Linked DNA regions of Homo sapiens: region 1 is linked to region 2. The links are chromatin loops, found by intact Hi-C in ENCODE. Cell type or tissue: ascending aorta. All regions are shown on one strand.

The links. A loop is a pair of places that touch in the nucleus more often than their neighbours do. Peaks named below come from ENCODE experiments on the same cell type or tissue, not always from the same donor. Only the 100,000 strongest peaks of a DNase experiment are listed, where the experiment ranks them.
Region 1: it touches region 2 in a loop (2.5-fold over the local background); 6 of 110 quality-filtered maps call a loop at or near these places.

What each region holds. Positions count from the first base shown.
Region 1 is chr16:48,267,935-48,275,934 of GRCh38, reverse strand. LONP2 (lon peptidase 2, peroxisomal) reads right to left here. Exons shown (of 15, transcript NM_031490.5): 7 at 5,661-5,919. Among named protein-coding and RNA genes, the nearest start is that of ABCC11, 24 kb to the right of the region's middle. In ascending aorta, a CTCF peak has its summit at 4,060; a DNase peak (open chromatin) is centred at 2,897; H3K4me3 peaks cover 801 bases; H3K27ac peaks cover 3,859 bases.
Region 2 is chr16:48,619,521-48,627,520 of GRCh38, reverse strand. It overlaps LOC105371240 (a long non-coding RNA gene), which reads right to left and starts at 4,084. Exons shown (of 4, transcript NR_188470.1): 1 at 3,918-4,084. In ascending aorta, a CTCF peak has its summit at 4,121 (motif pointing right); DNase peaks (open chromatin) are centred at 3,660 and 4,140; H3K4me3 peaks cover 1,635 bases; H3K27ac peaks cover 1,202 bases.

The sequences.
Region 1 (8,000 bases), 350 kb after region 2:
ACAATTCTACACCTGAAGTCACAGAGAGAAAATAATATTCTAGGTAGGCACCCTTTCTAAAAAAATTGGAATCCTAGATTCTACTCACACTGTATATAAGCAATTCCTCTTACACTTTCCATTGCTTCCCAGAGCCTACAGAATAAGGTTCAAATTCCTTTGTCTGGAGTTCGAGGCTTTTCACAATCCAGCTCCCATTCATCTTCCCAACTTGCTGCCATTACTTTCTTGCTTCAACCACAATCAAGATACTATTACGCCCCTTAAAAATTTTTACCTTTCTTAAAAATATGGTGCCTTCCTGCCCTTAATACTCCTCTTCCTGCTACGTAAATCCCAACAATTCTAAGAAACTTTTTCTGACTACCTCTCACAAAGGGATCGCTCTAATAATGCAATGTCTACAGCACTTACTGGCCCCATAACTCATCTGATGGTTACTTACAACCTAGTTTTTATTCATGGGTATAATAACCTCCTCTATAGAGCCAGTGAGCACTTTTATGACAGAGACGGGGTCTTACCACAGAGTAGAGGCTAGATATAGAGCTGTAAGATTGTTCCCCACCAGATCCACCGTGCCAGCACTCAAAGCATCTTTCCATCAGCACTCTAAAGGTAACACAGTACAAGCCTCTGAATACTATTTTGGGCAAATTACTTGACCTAAGCCTCAGTTTCCTCACCTATAAGATGGGGAAAATAGTGTCAACCTGGTGGGTTATATTAATATAAGGATCATGAGAGAACACAGGCAAAGCACACAGCACGGTCCCTGGCACACAGTGAGCTTTCCAGTGATGCTCATCATTATTAGCAACAGCTACTTAAAGTTTACTTCTGGTTTCCTGGAAAAAGCACAAGAGCAGAATTCAGTACACCTGAATTTGAGTCCCATTTCAATTTCTGCCTCATGGAAGCAACTTTTGCAAATGTCTTTTATAGCAGACAAGAGAGAAAAATATAGGCATTTCACCATCCACTCTTCCTACCTATTCAATTAAAGGGCTCGGCTCCCGCAGGCTATAATGCAAACTGTTAAAATAAAATTTACAAAGAATTTGGAATAGAAAAGAGTTTAAGTGTTACAATGTTAAGTGAAAATGACAGGATTACAATTCTGTTACTTAAAATCCAATGATAAGTCTGGCAGAACAAAACAAATGTTAACAGTGATTATCTTTGTACGGTAGAAAAACATGAGGATTTTTTCCCCTTATTTTTCACATTTTCTACCAAGGGTGTGTGGATGTGTGGGTGTGGGTGTGGGTGGGTGTGTGGGTGTGTGTGTGTATCTCAAACTGGAAAAAGGAATCAGTTTAAAAAAGATCCTAATGATCTCAAAAAGAAAAACAGTCTTTAAGAAACTGGGATTTTAATGTATAATAGCATGTCTAAACAAATGCAATTATTCTTCTGGTAGTCATTCCTAAATCTTTTTATAGACTAATTTGTATGGGTGTACTCGTCTAAAGGGTTGCATAACTTCCAAAATATTATGTTTTAATCTTACATGAATTCACAAAACACCCAGAGAGCGCTCACCACATTTAGCACCATGTTAAATAAGCATCATGGGGTACATAAAGGAGATAGACGATAAATCCCCTGCCTGAGAAAGCTTGTACTTTTTATAAACGTATTTATGTTTCATCTCCACAGTTGTATGGTAGAAATGCCAGAGGCCCGTATTCGATAAAGGAGCACAATAGGTGGTCAGTTTAGAGAAGAGTGAAATCATAACTGACTGCACTTACATTAATGGAGGAAGCCTTGGGTTGAGGCCTTAAAATAAACCTAAGTTTTGGAGAGGCAAAGAAGAGCTACATGCAAATGTAAGTTGAAAGGATAGTGGGCAAACCATAATATATCTGGTACACTATGCTAAAAAAATACATTAGAAGCTTGCTGCTTCAGTTATTTTTCCCTTGTAGAAACTAATAATGAAATAGTTTATTTATAACTTTACCATTTCAGGTTGCATATGAAAATGTATCAATGTGGAAATCACAAGTTCATTTTTCTTCTCATCTTGTTTGAAAGTTGAGACAAGGATTTCTTGCAATAATATAATTTTATTATCTAAGTAAACAGCTGGTAAAGTATTTCTAGGAGTTAATATCCACAGTGATTTAAGATATATCATAACAATAATATATTATTTCTTTTTACCAAAGAACAAATGAAAAACAATTATGCAAACATTATTTCATAAAACTTCATCTTAAAAGAAGTTAGTTACCTTATATTTGTGTGAATTGACTTAAATTATTTAAATGTAATACTTAAATATAAAAATTTAAGTTGTTAAAACTGATAGAAGGGAATGAGTATTTTGTGGCTTACAAAGTGGACAGAAAAATCACAATGGAGATAAATCCAAATGAGAAATATCGAAAAGACTGAAAAACTGAATGAGTTAATACGTAGCATAAACATTATTCTTCCTTTAAGCTACTCAAAACAATACAGACAAAAATGAGGCAATGTTTAGTCAGATCACTATTATTTTCCAAGTTTAAGATTAAATATTAAGGCAAGCCTCTCTTTTGCTTCCCCATCTCCCACCTCATTATCATTTAACCATAAAAAACATATCTTTGCTTGTTTTTAAAATCAATCCCCAACTTATCGGCATCCTTCTTCTCATACGCAGGTACTTTTAGCAAAAGGAAAGTGTTCCACACATGGGAAAACAGGGAGAGTGAGTGGCAAAATCGAGAGGATAAGCAAGGACAATAACAAAGCAGCTTTCTTTTTCCCTGGCTTTCTTTTTCCTTGGCTATTCTAAGGCTGCGGAACAGTGGTGCCTACTCAAAGGCTGAGGAAAAACAAAACTTTTCATGAACTCTAACTGTGAGCATGTGACCGGTACTCAAACGTCAAGACCTGGGTTGTCTCCCAAATGCCTCAACTGTCACATGGAACCACATGTTCCCCCAGGCACACCCATGGTTGTGCTGGAATTGTCGGTTGTTCTTTCTCTCCTCCTCCTATTCACCTTCAATTCATAACTGACCTAAGTGCATGCTCTGCCCTCACCCTTTCCTCAACAACTGAACCCCACTACTCTCCACGTGCTTCCAAACAGGGTTTGAAATAAAATTTTTCACCAGGCTTTAATAATTCACGGGGTAGATGGGTAATATGTCCCCAACAGCACAAGGGCAGGTTGCTATAGTAGTTAATCAAACATCTGGTACACTGATGGCTAAGTAACACTTACCAGCAAGGTGTATCTAAAATCAGGCTGAATAGAATGATTCACAAAACAAATCCTTATACTTTTTACTCGGCAACAATCACAGCCTCCATATATACGTTTCTAAAAAGGTTATATTTACAAATATTTTAGGCAATGGTGATTGTAACACAACCTCCTTTTACAAAAGACCCATAAAGTCAATTCTTATTTTCTTCAGACTCAATTTTCTTAATACAGTCACATACACAAAAGCATATTCACTTGAAAAAAAGAACAAATTTTATATGTCAGTAAGGATTTAAAATAGAGATTTATTTTAATCCAGTGATGTTTGTAAGTGGTGAGAACCATGACACTATACACTGTCCATTAGTAGGCAACAGAAAAATGCATTTTCCCATAATTCTGCCGTATAAATTAAGTAATAATGCTGAGAATAGGATAAATATTTTAGAAGGCAATTAAAAAATCAGATTGAAATTTATAAAAACTCATACTGAAGCTTGTAAATCTAAATTTGTCCTCCTGAGAATTTATTAATAGAATTTAAATAATGGTTAAAGCTAATTTTTAGTGAATGCTCACTGTGTGTCAGGTATTGAATAAGTGCTTTCCAAGCCTTATCAAATAATCAATACCAATGTGAAAAGAAATAAGAACAAATTACCTACATGTCACGTGCTTATGATGTCAATTTCACATAGCATTAATTCCACGAACTCACTCTCTAAATGCCATCAAATACTTACTCTGTAGCTAAAATTAGAAGATTTAGGCCCTAGACGCAGCTTCTTTGAGTTTGGTCCAAGAGAAATGCCAATTCCTTTACGAAAGCAAACTATAGCCTCTAGTGGTACATGCAAGAATAAGAAGTCTAGGCAACAAAAATATCTTTTGAAATTGCCAGAAGAAATCACCCAAATCAATTCTCTACTCTGATCTGCACGCCTCATTGTTTATTTACTAAAATCTTGTGATGAGTCTTTTTTAAAATTTATTATTATTATTTTTTTAGAGATGGGGTGTCACCAAGTTGCCCAGGCTGTTCTTGAACTCCTGAGCTCAAGCAACTGCCTGCCTTGGCCTCCCAAAGTGCTGGGATTACAGGCATGAGCTACTACACAAGGCCAGTAATGATACTTTTTAAATGCGTAAGAATTTTAAGTGAGCAAATAAAAGAGAATAAAAATAACCATTTCTTATAGAAAAGTTTCTGAAACAGTTTCCCATCCCTGTCTATGGATAGGGATCCCTTTGAATAAGGCACATAGAAAACAAGATATTAAAAAAGCATCATATTCTTTTATAAGCAGTTCATGGTTCCTACATTTAAACATGTTCTTTAACACATACACTATAGGTATGTTTTCTCACAACTTACAATTGCTATGAATCCCTTAAACCACGAAATGTAAATTCATGCTTTCCCAAGGCAATTTCCATCAGATCAACAAAGAGACCAGTGAGAACAATGAATGCAACATGCAAATCTGATTCTAATAATGTCAGATTAATCAGAAACAGTTTTGTTGTTGTTTGTTTGTTTGTTTGTTTGAGATAATGTCTCTGTCTCCAGGCTGGCGTGCAGTGGGACAATCATGGCTTACTGCAGCCTGGACCTTCCCAGGCCTAAATGATTCTCCCATCTCAGCCTCCTGAGTAGCTGGGACCACAGGTGCATGCCACTGTGCCTGCATAATTTTTTAATTTTTGTGGAGACAAAAATTAAAATTTAAAATTAAAAAATTTAAATATAAATTTTGTAGAGACAAAAGTGTTTCCCTATGTTGCCCCGGCTGGTCTCAAACTGTTAGGCTCAAACAATCCACCCACCTCAGCCTCCCAAAGTGTTAGGATTACAGGCATGAGCCACTGTGCCCAGCCTAGAGGGACAGTTCTTACAGTTTATTGTTTTTTTATAGAAAGTGAGTCCAAAATGCAAGAATAAGCCTTAATAATTATGCTAACATTTATCCTTATTACTCATATTCATAATACAAACCAACCTTCATAAGAGGAAGTTTAGACTGCAATCAGAACAAGTTTGTTATCAAAGACTTCTCACCTCCTCCTATTGGCCCTCCCTATTGCAGTTACTTTTTTTAACTCTGAGAGTTAGGGATCATTATTTATGGCATGCTACTGGGTTGAAAAGAGTGTAAAGACATAATAATATCCAATCATAAATAACTTATAATTACATTCAAATGAGATTCCAGGAAAGTTGAGGCACAGAGTAGTATCCACTGTCATACAAATCAAGGTTAGTTTGGGTTTATCATTACGCTTAGAGGCTCTAGGCTAGCTGATACTTCTTGTAAATGTCCTTTTCATTCAAGGTACCACACATAGCCCTTTAAGGAAAATAGATGTATGCTATGCCTAAGCTTTTAGGGAGCTCTAGTCAATTAAAAAGAAAGAGGAATCAGAGATTAAACTGAGAGAAGTGTTCTACCTGTGTCCTCGAATGTCAGACTGATCACATACTCCTCCAAGTGCAATCCTGTGGAACTCTCGACCTAGAGTCTTGGCCACTGATCTTCCCACACTTGTTTTACCAACTCCAGGAGGGCCAACAAAGCATAGGATTGGGCCCTTCAGGTTATTTTTGAGCTGTCTGACAGCCAAGTATTCCAGTACTCTTTTCTTCAATTTTTCCATGGCGTAATGGTCATTATCCAGAAGAATCCGGGCTGCCCTAATGTCCAGGCGGTCTGTCAAATAACCCAACAGAAATAATTAGAACACATAAAATTTTTAAGTTAAAGAACTCCTTTCAAGCATGACGAGGGCAAAATATTTTTTTTGAAAATAGATGTGATAAGAACAGACTTGGATCTTTCTAGATGAGGATTCTAGGAGATCTGCATTTGGTTTGGTTTCTCTGCTTAAGACTTAGTGTCCCCAGAGATAGTAGGCACTACACAATTAAAAACTCAATGTTCATATCATTTTATTTGGAATGATTTTCTAGTTATGCATTACTTCTTAATTTCTACATATTGTATGTGTGCTGGCATTTGTTTTTTAAAAAAAAGGGTGATTTTTTTCCTTATTTCAGTAGTAACATATGTTCATTCCAGAAAACCTGATAACACTAACAGAAAAGAAGAAAACAGTTACCCATAATCTCATGCCCCCAAGAGATCACCACTACCTTTACTTCAGTATGTGTAATTCCAGGCTGTGTGCGTGCATTTACAAACCTATTTTTCAAAATGGGATTTTATGGGGCCTTTAAGTTTTGTAAAATGTTTTTTTCACTTAATATATGACAGACAACTTTCACTGTCACACATATATTTATCAGTAACATTCTATGGTTACTTAATGTTCCATTACTAAATTATCTATATTCATTTAACTAATTCCCTACTGCTGAGCATTCAAGTTGTTTACACATCTTTACATTTATAAAAGATGCTTCAACTGTGCATCACTGGAACTAAATCTTCCCATATATCTGCAATGATTTCTTTCAGCTTATCTTCTATGAACAGAAGTGCTGGGTCAAAAAAAAAAAAAAAAACAGATGATGTAAAGAATTGCCTAATTGCCACACAGAAAGTTGTATCAAAGTCTCACCAGAAGTGTATGAGTTAGGCTTTGTTTCTAGAGCCAAGCTTTCAACAGGTTTACTAATAAGATTTAGCATTTAAAATACTCAGATTAAACACCAGGTAACAGAAGCCAAAATGAATTCACTAGCTGGGTGGCTGCCAGGGTATAATACACAGCCACCTGATCATGCTGGCAGTGAAAGAAGAAGATGGGAGAGAGAAATACACAGAAATCTTTTAATTAATTAATACATATCTTTTAATTAATTATTTAGAATTTGCTAAGGATATTTCATAAAGGAAAAAAATGGCCTGAGATGGTAATTTGGTTCCCAAGCTAGTCCCCCAAAAAACCTAGCTAAGCAGTAAACTATATAATTTAATTATAGTACTATTGATTTTAGTCAGAGTCCTAGGTGAGTGAAGTAGGAGAAGAACAACTAAAATTTCTTCCCCCTTTCCTGGCTCCAGAACCCAACCAATGAATATATGAAGAAGTGAAAGATAGAGAGTTTCTCAATTGTTTCACAGTGCTAGCCCTGACACTAAAACCTACCACAGTAAACATAAAAGAAAACCTCAGACAAATCTTTTTATATAGCTGTAAATATTAAAATGCTAGTAAATCAAATCTATAAAGAATAATATACTAAGTCCCAGTGGGATTTATTTTAGTTATGCAAACATGGTTCAGTGTTAGGTCATCAATGTCATCATGTTCAAGAAGAGTAAGTTTCCATCAAAATATCATCTTGTACCTAAAAAGGTACTTGTTATAATGCGTTATCCATTCATGATTAACACATTCAGTAAGGTAAGAATAAAAGTCAAGATAATTTAGAAAAGACTGAAAACACTGTGAAGAAATTTCTTGCAAGAAATATGCCAAGTAAAGACAATTTTAAAAGTTCTTTCAATCTTTTAAGTAAAGGTGATTTCCATGCTGTATAAATTATTTTCTATCTTTTCTATACAGGATATATTTTTCTAATTATTCTCTTTAATGATTCAGAAAGCATGCTTCCTGTTTTGAATAACATGTGATTACATGTAAAAAATTTTTCAAATTTCAATATAAATTTCCTTATTTATAATTAGAAGATTGAAATGGTATCTACTGACTCCTCTAAGCTGGGAAAATCTGCAAACATATTTCCTACAACTCTTTCCTCTCTGCTTTCCTTTTTGTTTTCGGTTACTATCTGAGATCTCTACTTGGTAGGTAAACTTCTCTT
Region 2 (8,000 bases):
TTGCCCCTGGTTGCCTTGTTATTGTTTTATGCTGAATTAAAGTAAACGTGGCCCAGCTTTCCCTCCCTGACTTCCCAAGACAAAGAGAAAAGGCCACAGAGGCAGCAGAGAGTAGAAAGGAGGGCAACGCCTGGAGCCAAACCTCCCGGACTCACAATCTGCCATTCAGGAGCTGTGTGACCCTGATGAGTTGCTCAGCCTCTCTGTGCATTATTTTCTTCATCTCAAAATAGGGAATAATAATGGCACCTACTTCAGGGAGTTATAATGCAGAAAAAGATGACAGCATGATCAATTAAGTGATTAATTGAATAAGCAGGGCACATGGTGAGTGTCCTTGCAAGCTTTCATGTTAGAGAGAAAAAAAAGGTCAGGCTTGGGGCTGTGGGTGCTTACCAACTGTCTTTCGGTTCCCTCCAAAATCCCTCCCATCTGTGGGCGCCCTTCCACTGAATGCCTTTTTAAAAATTGTGGTATAAAAAAACACAACATAAAATATATAATCTTTACCACTTTCAACTGTACAGTTTGGTAACGTTAAGTATATTCACATTGTTATGAATGTATTTTAATACTTATGTAATTTTTTTTTTTTTTGAGATGGAGTCTTACTCTGTCACCAGGCCGGAGTGCAGTGGCACAATTTCAGCTCACTGCAACCTCCACCTCCCAGGTTCAAGCGATTCTTGTGCCTCAGCCTCCTGAGTAGCTGGGATTATAGGCACCTGGCCACCACACCAAGCTAATTTTTTTTGTACTTTTAGTCGAGACAGGGTTTCACCATGTTGGCCAGGATGGTCTCGATCTCCTGACCTTGTGATCCACCCACCTCAGCCTCCCAAAGTACTAGGATTACAGGCGTGAGCCACCACGCCCAGCCCTGTGTTGCCTATTTAAGAAATCAATTTAAAAATCATTATGCCCTCATGCTACCTGACTTCAAACTATACTACAAGGCTACTGATACCAAAACAGATATATAGACCAATGGAACAGAACAGAGGCCTCAGAAATAACACCACACATCTACAGCCATCTAATCTTCAACAAACCTAACAAAAACAAGCAATGGGGAAAGGATTCCCTATTTAATAAATGGTGCTGGGAAAGCTGGCTAGCCATATGCAGAAAACTGAAACTGGACCCCTTCCTTACACCTTATACAAAAATTAACTCAAGATGGATTAAAGACTTACATGTAAAACCTAAAACCATAAAAACCCTAGAAGAAAACCTAGGCAATACCATTCAGGACATAGGCATGGGCAAAGACTTCATGACTAAAACACCAAAAGCAATGGCAACAAAAGCCAAAATTGACAAATGGGAGCTAATTAAACTAAAGAGCTTCTGCACAGCAAAAGAAACTATCATCAGAATGAACAGGTAACCTACAGCATGGGAGAAAATTTTTGCAATCTATCCATCTGACAAAGGTCTAATATCCATAATCTACAAGGAACTGAAACAAATTTACGAGAAAAAAACAAACAACCCCATTAAAAATTGGATGAAGGATATGAACAGACACTTCTCAAAAGAAGACATTTATGTGGCCAACAAACATATGAAAAAAAGCTCATCATCACTGGTCATTAGAGAAATGCAAATCAAAACCACAATGAGATACCATCTCACGCCAGTTAGAACGGTGATCATTAAAAAGTCAGGAAACAACAGATGCTGGAGAGGATGTGGAGAAATAGGAATGCTTTTACACTGTTGGTGACGGTGTAAATTAGCTCAACCATTGTGGAAGACAGTGTGGCGATTCCTCAAAGATCTAGAACCAGAAATACCATTTGACCCAGCAATCCCATTACCGGGTATACACCCAAAGGATTATAAATCATTCTGTCATAAAGACACATGCACACGTACGTTTATTGCAGCACTATTTACAATAGCAAAAACTTGGAACCAACCCAAATACCCATCAATGATAGACTGGATAAAGAAAACGTGGCATATATACAGCATGTAATACTATGCAGCCATAAAAAAGAGTGTGATCATGTCCTTTGTAGGGACATGGATAAAGTTGGAAACCATCATTCTCAGCAAACTAACACAGGAACAGAAAACCAAACACTGCATGTTCTCACTCATAAGTGAGAGTTGAACAATGAGAACACATGGACACAGGGAGGGGAACATCACACACCGGGGCGTGTCAGAGGATGGGGGGTAAGGGGAGGGAGAGTATTAGGACAAATACTTAATGCATGTGGGGCTTAAAACCTAGATGACAGGTTGATAGGTGCAGCAAACCACCATGGCACATGTATACCTGTGTAACAAACCTTCACGTTCTGCACATGTATCCCAGAACTTAAAGTCAAATTAGAAAAAAAAGAAGAAAAAAAAAATCATTATGCCCAAATACATCATTGATGTCTATTTCAGTTGAGTAAGGAGACTTGTTATACTGGGAAAGAGAAAAAAAGGGGAACATGTACCTTGAAATCATACTGAACTGAATTCAAATCCTGTCCCTGCCATTTACTGGCATTGGAAAAGTCAAGTAAGTTCTCTAAGTCTTTGTCTCCCCATTCTTTTTTTTTTTTTTTTTTTTCAAGACAGGGTCTTGCTCTGTCGCCCAGGCTGAATAGTGCAGTGGCTCAATCTCGGGTCACTGCAGCCTTGACCTCCCCGGCTCCAGCAATCTTCCCATCTCAGCCTCCCGAGTAACTGGGACTACAGGCATGCGCCATGTCTGGCTAGTTTTTGTACTTTTGGTAGAGACAAGGTTTCGCCATGTTACCCAGGCTTCCCCGTTCTTCAAAATGCACATGAAAATGATGTCCATCAAAGCATTCCCGGGAGCATTAAATGAGAATTCTTGTAAAGCAAGGAGCACATAATCTAGCCCAAGAGCGCTGCGAGTTCACAGTGACTCTTTATTTTGCACTGCACTTGGAAGAATGTTGGACAAAGCGCGTGCCTTGGAAGCCAGGGCAGGAGTTCTCAACCTATGGAGCACCAGGAACACCTGGGGTTCCTGTTAAAAATATCCATGCCAAGAGTCCCACCCCAAACCCACTGAGCCAGAATCTAATAGAGGTGGATGGAACCTAAGCTACTGCTACTGTATTTTAACACCCTGCCCCTCTTTTTTTTTTTTTTTTTTTTGAGGTCGAGTCTCGTTCTATCACCCAGGCTGGAGTGCAGTGGCGGATCTCTGCTCACCACAACCTCCGCCTCCCGGGTTCAAGCGATTCTCTTTCCTCAGTCTCCCGGGTAGCTGGGACTACAGGCACGCGCCACCATGCCCTGCTAATTTTTGTATTTTTAGTAGAGACGGGGTTTCACTATGTTGGCCAGGCTGGTCTCGAACTCCTGACCTCGTGATCCGCGCCCCCCCCCCCCCCCGCCCAAGGCCTCCCAAAGTGCGGGGATTACAGGCGTGAGCCACCGCTCCCAGCCCACCCTACCCCTTTAATTCGGGCACATCAAAGCTGAGAACAGCTAGATGGAGATGCCCTGTGTCCTTCGGTGTCACTTCTGGGCCTCCGGAGGTGGCAGGCCCAGGCAGACTGACGTGCTAAGGTTGTCGTTCTAGATGCTGAGAAGTTCTGGAGTCATCACCAGACAGTGTTAAGAAAGAGAGCTTTGGGGAGTAATTTCCCTCATGTGACCTGAGGGCGGGGGTAGGGATGGAGGAAGTCGCCCTCCCCGCTCTGACATCTGATCACCTTCTGTCCACTTGAAGCAGCAAAAAGAGGGTGCAAAGTCCCCGTTGCATTTTACTGAGCTTCTGATGCACTCCCCCACCTCCCCAGCTGCTCTCTCCACATTCGAGGAAGCAGCGCGGGTAGCAGCTGACCCAGTCGCCCCTGGTTGCCTGGAAGTGCCCTTCCAAGCTTTTTTGTCAGAGAGAAAAAACAAAAGCCAAGCTCGGGGCTGTGGGTGCTTACCAACTTTCTTTCGGTTCCCTCCGAAATCCCTCCCATTTGTGGGAGGCGTTTTCTGCCAGTCACCCACGTCCATTTGGTTTGCATCCCAATTCGGCCTTGCCACCGGCTCCCAGAAGCTCTGCGTGCTGCGGGTGGCCCCGGCGTCTACCTCGCGCTCGGGTGGAAAGAGCTGGGACGGCCTCGCAGACTGCGCTGGCGCCGCGAGAACAGCAGGTGGCGCCACGGACCCAAGGCGCCCTGAGCCGGGAGCGCTTCCTGGAGAGAGCAGGAGTGTCTGTGTTCACAGGAGCTCAATAAATGCTTGATAGGTATGTGTGAGAGCTGAAAGTTTCCCGCTGCACTCTGTGTCCAGGTCTAAGCAGAAAAGCTGGCAGGAGGGTGAAAAAGCGAGTGTCCAGGGGTGGGAGTTGAACAATGGGAACACACCTGGACACAGGGAGAGGAACATCACACACCGGGTCCTATCGGTGGGTGGGGGGCAAGCGGAGGGGGAGCATTAGGACAAGTACCTAATGCATGCGGGGTTTAAAACCTAGATGACGGGTTGATAGGTGCAGCAAACCACCATGGCACATGTATACCTATGTAACGAGCCTGCACGTTCTGTACATGTATCCCAGAACTTAAAGTCAAATAAAAATTAAAATTAAAATTAAAAAAAAAAAAGCGAGTGTCTCCGCAGGAAGGGCGGGCGGACCCTCCGCCTTGCAGAAATGGGGAAGCCTGGCCCGGGAGCAGGGAAGGCCGCGCAGCACCAGGAGCGGAGGGGCCAGGACTCGGTCGCCAGCTCGGTGGTCTTAGACCCTACACGGGCTTCCCCAAAGACCTGCGGCTGCTAGCAACCCCCACCCCAGGGACAGAGTCCTCGGTCCTGGGGCACCAACTGAGAATTTCCCACTCTGAGTCATTTACATCCCCTTGATGATTTTGGACGTACCTACATGTCACCTGAAATATGACTCAGTTATTTTTTTCTTCAACTCAACTGTTTAAAGTTAAATGTAGGCCAGGTACAGTGGCTCATGCCTGCAATCCCAACAGTTTGGGAAGCCCAGGCTGGAGGATCTCTTGAGGTCAGAAATTTGAGAGCAACCTGGGCAACATAGCAAGACCTCATTTCTCAAAAAAAAAAGAAAAAATTCAGAGCAGGAGTGTAAGTTTATTTAAAAGGCTTTAGAACAGGAAAGAAAGGAAAGGAAAGTATGCTTGGAAGAGACCCAAGCAGGCACCGACATCAAATGCCCATTTTTTTTTAATTAGCCAGGTGCAGTGGTGCACACCTGTAGTCCCAGCTACTCAGGAGGCTGAGGTAGGAGAATCGCTTGAGCTTAGGAGTTAGTTCAAGGCTGCAGTGAGCCGAGATCATACCATTGCACTCCAGCCTGGGCGACAGAGCAAGACTCTGTCTCTAAAATAAACAAACAAGAGTTATCTGTATTAAAAAAAAAAAAGTAAATAAGTAGAGCTAAATATAAGGGAAATAGTTTATTGCTATACTAACTAGAAGCCCAGTATTTCTCACCAAAACATAAGAGAACTATAAAAATAAATACACAACAGTCATGATTTCTTACAAGTCTGTCAGTTTACCGCTGAAAAGCAACTGGTATCTCATCAGTGCTGTGTTTTCCACACTTGAGGAAAATCAGGGATTCCAGCGCAGAAACCAACAGGAATTCTGAATGAAATGAGGTAACAGGTGGTGAAAGGAAAGCCAAGCAAAGCCGGAGAGAGAGGGGTTCAACCCTGACCGACATTCTGTGCCGGGCAGCAGATTCCAGGGCTTCTTGCAAGATGCACGTTCTTCCGGAAACTGCAAGTTATTTTTGACTGGTAAGCTGGAGGGGAAGGGTAGAGGCCCAGTTTCCTGTGAGCCCACCCCACCCCTGAGGTCTGATGCCAAGCTGATGGCATCACAGGGTCAGGTAGTCCCAAGAGGTCACCTGGCTGGCCTCCCATATCTGGTGACCAATCACCTGTCCCACAACCTTCTTGAGGGGTCTTCCTCCCTCTGCCCCAGTGCATTGCTGCTGTGGAGGCAGCTGCAGGGAGGCAGGACCCAGGGCAGCTGGCCAGACAAGTGAGTGCAGGGAAGATAGAGGAGGTGGAGTGGCCCTTCCCCAGACACAGCTTCAGTGAGCCTGTGATTGAAGAGGTGTCTGCACTGGGTTACGCTGTAGGGAAAGATAACCATGGGACTGTGGGCAAGGCACTTCCCCTCTTGCTCTTGGCTTCCTCTTCTGTAAATTAAAGAAGGTGGGTCAAACAGGACCTTGTAGTGAAGAGTCGTCTCCAAGCACCTCTCCAGCCTGAGACTTGGGGCTGTTAGAGGGAGGAATTGCCTGGCCAACCGTGTCTTTCAGTGCATGCAGTTGGTTTTTTTTTTCTTTTAAAGACAGGGTCTTGCTCTGTTGCCCAGGCTGGAATGCAGTGGCCTGATCATGGCTCACTGCAGCCTCGAAATCCTGGGCTCAAGTGATCCTCCCACCTCAGCCTCCCAAGTAGCTGGGACTACAGGCACCCACCACCATGCCCAGGTAGTTATTTTATGGTTTACAGAGATAGGGCCTTGCTGTGGTGCCCAGTCTGGTATGCAAGAGTTTTGTAACAAAGTGTGCAAATGGTCTCTCCTATTATTTCAGAGAACCAAGAGCCCATGGTCAAGTAGAAGGAGCACCCTCCCCACTGTGTGTGTCCTGCAATCCTGGAATATGGAAAGGCCATTTGTGCCACCTTGTCCTGGAGCTCTTTAAGTCAAGAAATCCCAATTATTGATCCTGGGCAGTCCCTAAACTAGCCTGGTATGAGTTTGGGAGTGGGAGAGTTCAAGGGGAGCCAAGGCATGCCTCTGCCCCTCTAGTTCTGCCGGGAAGTCTTCAATATTGCACACCCGCTGTGACAGTCCTGGCTCAGTCCCTTCCTAGTGGTGGGGACTGCAGTCAAGTTAATTAATCTCTCTAAGCCTCAGTTTCTTAATCTGTAAAATGGGCATAACGCCTACTTCATAGAATTGTTTGTTGCGGCTAAATGAGATCATTCATGTAGAGTCGGTCAATCAGTATTTGCTGAACACCTACTGTTCTAAGTGCTTGGTGCATAGCCTAGTTCCTTGTACAGGATTAGGCATGCAGGGAGTTTTGGAAAAGCAATGAATATACGTGTATATATGTGTGTGTGTGTATATATATATATGTATATGTTTATATAGAATATCTTCCATACCACAGCAATTCCATTCAATCCCCTCTTTCAAACATGAAGGGGCTGGGCTTCCTCTTGGCATGGTAGCCAGGTTCCAAGCAAGACTGTTTCACCAGCAAGTGTTCCAAGAAAAAGGAAGTAGAAGCTTTCATCTTCCTAAGCATTGATCTTGGAAGTTCTGGAACATCACTTCCACTGAATTCTATTAGTCAATGAAGTCACAAGACCAGTCCAGATTTTTAAAGGGAAGTACGCACATGCAGGAAGGAAGGAATTTCTGAGGACCATCTTTGGAAACTACCTAACACAGACAAGGAATAGAAAAGGCCTGGTTTCCTGTGAGCCCGCCCCACCCCTGACCTGACGTCTGATGCCAAGCTGATGGCATCACAGGGTCAGGTGGTCTCAAGAGGTCACCTGGCTGGCCTCCCATATCTGGTGACCGATCACCTGTCCCGCTTCCTTCCTGAGGGGTCTTCCTGCCTCTGCCCCAGTGCATTGCTGCTGTGGAGGCAGCTGCAGGGAGGCAGGACCCAGGGCAGCTGGCCAGGCAAGTGAATGCAAGGAAGATAGAGGAGGTAGAGTGGCCCTTCCCTAGACACACCCTCAGTGAGCCTGTGATTGAAGAGGTATCTGCATTGGGTTATGCTGTAGGGAAAGATAACCATGGAACTGTGGGCAAGGCACTTCCCCTCTTGCTCCTGGTTTCGTCTTCTGTAAATTAAAGAGGGTGGGTCAGACAGGGCCTTATAGTGAAGAGTCACCTCCAAGCGCCTCTCCAGCCTGAGACTTGGGGCTGTTAGAGGGAAGAATTGCCAGCAGTTGCTCACTGACACTGTAACATTTATTCATTTGTTCATTCATTCATTGCCTGCCTTCCCC